Regions from separate parts of the Homo sapiens genome. Here region 2 is linked to region 1. A link is a loop called in an ENCODE intact Hi-C map of the cell type or tissue named here. Cell type or tissue: MCF 10A. All regions are shown on one strand.

Region 1 (4,000 bases):
GATAATCACTGACTTTGGGACTACAGACCTGGATTTAAATCTGACACTTTGTGCTTCCATATAGTTTAATAAGTAGTACTTCATAGGCTTCTTGTGATGACCCCATGTCAACTACATTTAAAGGCCTAGCACAGAATAGCTCCCCATTACAAAAAGAAAACCTGCCGGGCACGGCGGCTCACGCCCGTAATCTCAGCACTCTGGGAGGCCGAAGTAGCTGGATCACCTGAGGTCAGGAGTTCAAGACCAGCCTGGCCAATATGGTGAAACCCCATCTCTACTAAAAATTCAAAATTGGCCGGGCGTGGTGGCACATGCCTGTAATCCCAGTTACTCGGGAGGCCAAGGAAGGAGAATCACTTGAACCCGGAAGACAGAGGTTGCAGTGAGCTAAGATCATGCCATAGCACTCCAGCCTAGGCAACAAGAAGAAAACTCCATCTCAAAACAAAAAAAAAAGTGTTTCTTTTTAGAAAAGGAAACCACTATATTTAGTAGCATAAAGCCAAAGGCTGCCACTCTGGAGATGTGCAGCATTGATAACAGCAATGACTTTCAAGCTTCTTTCACTTTGAAACTTTACAAAGTGAATCTCAGTTTCTTCATAAGTATAATCCAGTAATAATACCTCTGCAAAGAGTTTGTTTAGGATTAGATAGGATCATACATGCAGAGTGCTTAGCATGAATATTCTATACGTGGATCAAGGAATGGTTAAATAAATTGTGGTGGTTATTAAAATAAAACAGAACCTCTACCTCTTCAAGGTGATACAGGAGGAGGGTAGAGAAATGCTGGGTAGAGAAAGGCAGGTCCCTGGCTAGGGCCCTAGCCCCACAGACCTAGGTGAGGACAGGCACTTCTGCCTTTGTGCCCAAATGTTGCATTTTCCAAGACCACCCTGGCCCACCACACCCCTCTCTTGGGCCTATAAAAAGCTGAGACCCTAGCAAGGCAGAGATGAAAGCTGCTGGAGGGCGAGAGGAAAACATCAGTGGAAGAAGACAAGCTGCTGGACATCAAGAGGACACGGAGGGAGCATGCCGGCAGAAGAGCACACCAACAAACGCTGGCACACTGGCAGGCCATCCACCTGCAGGAGAGGCGGAGTTTGGCATGTGCCTGAGCGGCCCAACTCCAGGGGAAAACCGTCTCCCTTCTGGCTCATCCAGCAGTGAAGAGCTATTTCCACTCAATAAAACTTGGCACTCATTCTCCAAGCCCACCTGTGATCCGATTCTTCTGGTACACCAAGGCAAGAACCCAGGATACAGAATGCCCTCTGTCCTTGTGACAAGGTGTAGAGTCTAATTGAGCTGGTTAACATAAGCTGCCTATAGACAGCAAACCAAGAGAGCACCCTGTAACACAAACCCACTGGGGCTTCAGGAGCTATAAACATTCATGCCTAGACACTGCAGTGAGGTTGGAGCCCCACAGCCTGCCTGTCTCTGGGCTCCCCTAGAGTTTTGAGCAGCAGGCACTGAAGAAGCGAGCCACACCCCCATCACACACCCTGCTAGGGGAACAAGGGAACATTTCCCGTTTCAAAGGCATATAAAATGTGAATCATGTGCTTTCTGGATTCATGTAGTAAGAGAAATTTTCTGTCTCAAAACAAGTGTGTCATGCTTTTCATGACCTGGGGTGATCAAATGCTTAGAATAATAACACCAAGTAACATGACTCATCTAAGAAAAAGATATGAGATGAAACTATACTACATTATACTACATTGCAAATGCATTTCTTACCAGCCCCACCGTTCTTTTAAATATTTGAATTCCACAATATATTCAACATCTTGTGTGACTATGTTATTTGTATCAACACTGAGAATAATTCATATTTGTAGATAGAGTAAAGCTCTTTTAAAGAAGCTTCAATAAATCATCATTGCCATCACTTTTGCCTCACCCCCAGTCCCAATGCTCCTCATTTTAACCGACTTACTCCAATCTACTCAACAAAACATGCTGACTGATGTCCACACATGTAGAAGGCTAGTGTTTACTCCCAAGCATGTCCGTGTTCTTCCACTCTATTTGAGTTACACGTAAACCAAGATTCATTAGCGTATAGTACCAAAGCTGTTAGTGTTGGATGTATTTTTAGTGTAACTATATAATTGAATTGAAAGGTGTTTATACTGATAAGATATGAGTGCAAAAGAGAGTTACTATTTCTAAGAAAAATAAATGTAATGCTTTGTAACAACTAGATAAAGATGATTCGCTAAAATAAATTGTTGCCAAATCAGCTATGGGCCCAAAATATTCTAGAGGATTGAAAGTAAATTTTGTGACATGGTGGCTCATGCCTGTAATCCCAGCACTTTGGGAGGTTCAGACAGGTGGATCACTTGAGGTCACGAGTTCGAGACCAGCCTGGCCAATATGGCGAAACCCTGTCTCTACTAAAAATACAAAAATTAGCTAGATGTGGTGGTGCACACCTGTAATACCAGCTACTTGGAAGGCTGAGGCACAAGAACTACTTGAACCTGGGAGGTGGAGGTTGCAGTGAGCCAAGATTGCATCACTGCACTCCAGCGAGAGTGAAACTGTGTCTGAAAACAAACAAACAAAAATAATAGAGAATTATGTATTCAGATGGCTTTGCAAGGGTTTTGTGTTCTTGCTCCACTTAACAGAACTAAAACTAGAAATTATAGACACTTGATACTCATACACACTCAAAGGAAAGAACTTGTCCTCATTGTAAAAGAGTGACAAATAAGTTAACATTTATCTATTTTAAGTTGAGGTAAAAGATTTAAAGTGTATGTCTTATGCTTTCTAATGTAACTAGCATTTTTTTAAAATGACCAAGGTGGTATCCTCATCACATCAGACTTCCCTTGTAATACATCATATGCTTTGTTTGGATATAACTTCGGTAGCCTTCCTGTCCTGAACCAAATTAAACATTTATAATGGCACAAGGAAAGGACTTAACATGGACTTTGCCTCACTATATGTAATATAAATTAAAGCAGTGTCATCTAATATAAATGCTTTTAAACACATAGCGTAGAGCACCTTTGCCAATAGGCTAAGTAGAGTCCAGGAAATGTACATAGACAGGAGAGCTCTACACAAAAATTCCTAACCAGACTGAAGGAGTCATACCCAGTTTGTCTGTATATTTAATGGCATGCAAGGTATGCTCTACCAAGGAAAGGTCACCTTGAGAATATCTTGAAAACACATTCTCTAAAGTCTATGAAAATGAAGACCAAAAAATGGCCACAAATAATCTCATCAGTTGCCATCAGTGACTTTTTCATTATTTACATAACAAAGCCCCATTTTGAGGAACTTCATCATCATCATCATCATCATCATCATCATCATCATCATAATATAGCTTTTAGTTGTCATAAAAACATGATGGAAAATGAATATGGTTATGTTAGCGGTGGTGAATCCATACAGGTCTGCATCAGCCCCAATTCTTGCCTCCTCAGAAGAAAGAATTCAACCGAGGGGTCATAAGGCAGAGTGACAGACCAAGGCAAGTTTTAGAGCAGGAGTGAAAGTTTATTAAAACGTTTTAGGGCAGGGATGAAAGGAAGCTAAGTACACTTGGAAGAGGGCCAAGCAGGTGGCTTGGGAGATCAAGTGCACAGTTTGACCTCTGACTTGGGGTTTTATATGTTGGCATACTTCTGGGGTCTTGTTTCCTTTCTCCCCTGATTCTTGCCTTGGGGTGGGCTGTCTGCATGCACAGTGGCCTGCTAGCACTTGGGAGGGGCCCTATGCACAGTGTGTTTACTGGAGTTGTATGCATACTCACTTGAGGCGTTCTTCCCTTACCAGCTGAATGTTCCTACGAGGAACAGTTCAACTCCGTCACTTTACCTCTTAATGTGCATGCTTGAGCCCACTCGCCCAACTCCTGAGATCTTATCAGGAACCTATTGACCATCAGTTTCAGGTTTTTCTACTGGGAGACTGCCTTTCCCTCGCACTAGCAGTGACCAATTATTATTTTAGAG
Region 2 (4,000 bases), 110 kb before region 1:
TGTGGTTCAACAAGATGAACTGAACACATGCCTTTTTACCCTGCTCCTAGAGATAATGAATAAAAAAGAAATTTATATACAAAACAGGAAAAAAATCTTTTGAAATTGAAAATATACTCAACATTTACAAAAAAACTGACAGATGGGTTAGAAGACTAAGTTGAAAAATCTATTTAGCTGCAGAAAATTTTCAAAAAATGGAAAAAAATTCTGACTAATGGAAATCTCAGAAAGCTCTAGAAAAGACTTCTTTCTATGCAGAAAAGGATAAAAACACTAATTTGAAAACAATGCAAAAACAATACCAGAAATGAAGATGATGAACTTTGGAGATCGAAAGTTTCACTAAACGTCCAGGAAAACAATCCTTTAAATTAATCAAATAATTAAACTCATCGAAATATATCATTCTGAGATAAAATAAATGCAGGAATAAAGAGAAAAACCTAAAACATCTTCCAGAGACATAAAGCAGATCACATACAAGGAAAAAAAATTGCATTGGATTTCTCAAGAGCAATAATGGATCCAGAAGTTTCTTTGAATGCCTTCACATTTTTTAAATGAAATTATTTTGAACTTAGAATTGTATATCAAGACAAACTGTCAGCCAAGCTTGATTTTAAAAAATTTTCAGATATGCAAGGACTTAAAAAATATACATCCTGTGTGCCATTTTAAAGTAACAGTTCCCCAAACAAGCTTATAAATCAAGAAAGAGGAAGAGATGAAACCCCAAAAATGCAGGCCCAACATAAGAGGCAGTAAAATAAATTCTCCAGAGCAATAAGTGTGAAGCAGGCCTAAAGAGAGGTGAACAGATGGCTTGCAGTAGGAATGTCTCCAAGAAAAAAAAAAATGGAAAGAAAATGATAGATTGTTTGATACACATGTGCATTTGAAAATACAGTAGATAGCGGGAAGTGCCCGCCAGATTCCATGTTCTGCTCTTTTTCCTGAGCACCACACTAGATTTCATTTCTTAGCCCCTTGCAGGTGGGGAGGCATGTCACTGAGGTCTGGTTCATGGATTGTGGGCAGAAGTCATGTACATCGCTTCCAGGGTATGCCCATAAAATAACCCCTGAGATCCTCCACACTTCCCCTCTTCCCTTACTAGTGCGCAGATGCGAAGAACCAACGAAGAGCTCTAAGCCCCTAGAAGACATGAAAGCCCCTAGATGAAAAGTCATGAACCTGAATTAGGGTGTGACATGGCTACCTCAGCTGCCACACATTGGACTACCACATGAGCTAGAAGTAAACTTGTATTGTATGATGCCACGAAGATTTTTTAGAGTTGTTACCACAGTTAGATCACTCTGTTACAGTCTTAAAGATCAGTCAGAGGCAATTGTGAATAATATACAATAGGTACGGAGTGTGCTGAACTAATTTTAAAAGGATATTATTAACTCCATGAGAAACAAAAAGTTGCAAGAAAAAAGAAACATTATGATAGAATACCACTTTGTTCAGATCTGGACATAATAAAAATATTGGGAATGCCAACAAGAGAATTAACCCTAACCTACAATAAAACTACATGTGGAGGATGGCAGAGGGAAAGACTATCTGTGTATATGTGCAGAGAAGACAGCTAAACCCTCAATCATCATAACAAAAATCAATAAATAATGTGTAAAGTTGCTAAATAAAGAAATAGCAGGATAGGCAAACCAATTAGACATATAAAAGTACAAAAGCTGCTAAAGAGTCAAATGTTTGCCTGTGGGGATTAAGACCAGGGCTTAGGAGGCGATCTGCACTGTTCCACAAGAACTGTAGATTTTGATTTTGTTTTAAATTATGAGATGTATTACCTTAATAAAAATAAAGTTAATTTTAAATTACCCTTAAAATACACATAAGGAAACAAAAGATATTTGTTCTATAGAGAAAACACTATGCTTTATTAAAGTATTTGCATATACTTTAATATAATGATCTATAAGCAGTGGAGAAAGTGAATTGAAATGCAGAATGAAGATAGATTTGAGAGGTTTGCACAATGATTTATTCATTCAACAAACATTTATTAAGCAACTTGTGCCTGGTACACTGCCAGGTATGGGGGATGCAGTGCAGAACATGAAGGAAAAATAAAGGTGGGTTCTAAGAGAAAACCAGCATTTGTAAGCTTTAAACAACAAATATATTTGGTTTCTTCTCTCTTGTCTTTAGTAGCATGAGTCACTGACCTTCTGGTCATGATAATGCCTTTCATCCTTCACCATCCTCTTAAAAATTTCTCTTGACTTGACCCCCTCACTGATGAGATCCGAGATTTCGTAACCCTTCTCTTGCGATTGCAGGGAAGGCTTCACCAGAAAGTTATGCACGGGTGTGCCCCTACCTCCTGCTGATTTTCTGTTCATGTGAAGAAGTCTGTTTAATCACAAATAAAAATCCACCCTTCTCCAGTTTGAGAAAACCTCACAGTGTGACTAACAAGTCATAAGACTGGACTTCCAGGCCATGCTAGTTTTCTTCACAACGAATATGTAACTTTGAGAAATATATACATGCTTAAGAGACTTTCTACTGGCAAATTACTTTAAATGTGTAGCTCATAAAGACCTATTTTAGATATCTGCTCATTAAACTGGCTATGTTTTCACAATTGTACCTACTGCATCTACTCTGTGGTGAGGTCTTAACCTTCCCAGTTCCAACCTCATGTTGCCTGTTTCTTAGAATGTGTAATGAAGATATACTTGGACCTCATTTGAGATTATTGTAATTTTGTCTAATTTTTTCTTCTTATGTTAGAGGAACATGCTGTGGGAAAGGCCCAAATAATTTCACGAGTGATGTTCACATATAGCCTTGATGAATGTCCTAACTTGCCAAGAAGTCACAGTAGTGTGGGTATGCCATGATCCTGTCTATGAATATTTGACATCTTTATTAAAAAAACCTATAAGCAGAATTTTAGAAATAATTACAACATTGTTTAATCAATTTTAAAAACTAGTTAAAGAGAAGAAAAGTTATAAAAATAAGAACTAAGCAAATAGGAAAGAATAATTCATTTTCTACAAGTCATATGACAATACACATACATAAATATAGTCATTTATTAGCATATATAATTGTATGTGTGGACATAAGTATAGTCATATGCAAATCCATATAAAATGTTTAATTATATTTGCTTTGCTGGTAGCTTTACGGTGAGGTGCAAAATAAAATGTCATATGGGCTTACCATATAAGTACAAATGAATATATGGTGATTTCTCCATTTTCCCAAAAGCTGTTACCTAAAACCAGTGTTTTTGTTAATTTTGCTGCTTTTTAAACTGCAAACACTTCAAGCTGTGATGTCATATATTCAGGAATGATTATTAAATCATCTTAAATTCCTTGCTGGCCTTTTAACCAATTATAAGGTATTTTTTTCAGGCATCTAAACTAACATTGATTAATATAATTTCAAGCAAATATGTCTTTCCTTCTCAAAGTACACTTTTATCAAATTAATTTGATGATTGTTTCCTTATAAGAGAACTATAAGGACTCCAATGTTAAGATAACTATCTCTTTTTTAAGGTATAATTTGGGAAATTATCTTGCCTTATTTTTTGGCCATATATGATGATATAAGTTGTAAAGAATAACAGCTAGTTGACTGGGCATGGTAGCCCACTCTTGTAATCCCAGCACTTTGGGAGGTCTAGGCGGGTGGATCACCTGAGGTCAGGAGTTTCAGACCAGCCTGGCCGACATGGTGAAACCTCATCTCTACTAATAATACAAAAATTAGCCAGGCATGGGGGCCATGCCTGTAATCCCAGCTACTCGGGAGACTGAGGCAGAAGAATTGCTTCAGCCCCGGAGGCAGAGGTTGCAGTGAGCCGAGATCGTGTCATTGCACTCCAGCCTGGGCGACAAGCGTGAAACGCCATCTCAAAAAAATAAAAATAACAGCTAGCTAATTAAGGTTTGATGATAGCAAAGAATCACATGCTATATGATTACTTTTTTAAAACTATACT

Evidence for each region. Peaks named below come from ENCODE experiments on the same cell type or tissue, not always from the same donor. Only the 100,000 strongest peaks of a DNase experiment are listed, where the experiment ranks them.
Region 2: it touches region 1 in a loop (3.0-fold over the local background); 8 of 110 quality-filtered maps call a loop at or near these places.

What each region holds. Positions count from the first base shown.
Region 1 is chr18:54,710,072-54,714,071 of GRCh38, reverse strand. No RefSeq gene overlaps it. Among named protein-coding and RNA genes, the nearest start is that of RAB27B, 120 kb to the left of the region's middle. RefSeq lists a silencer at 1,440-1,734. In MCF 10A, no CTCF peak of the experiment used is centred here; a DNase peak (open chromatin) is centred at 1,571.
Region 2 is chr18:54,821,684-54,825,683 of GRCh38, reverse strand. It overlaps a transcript of RAB27B not described here. Among named protein-coding and RNA genes, the nearest start is that of RAB27B, 4.8 kb to the left of the region's middle. In MCF 10A, no CTCF peak of the experiment used is centred here; a DNase peak (open chromatin) is centred at 2,333.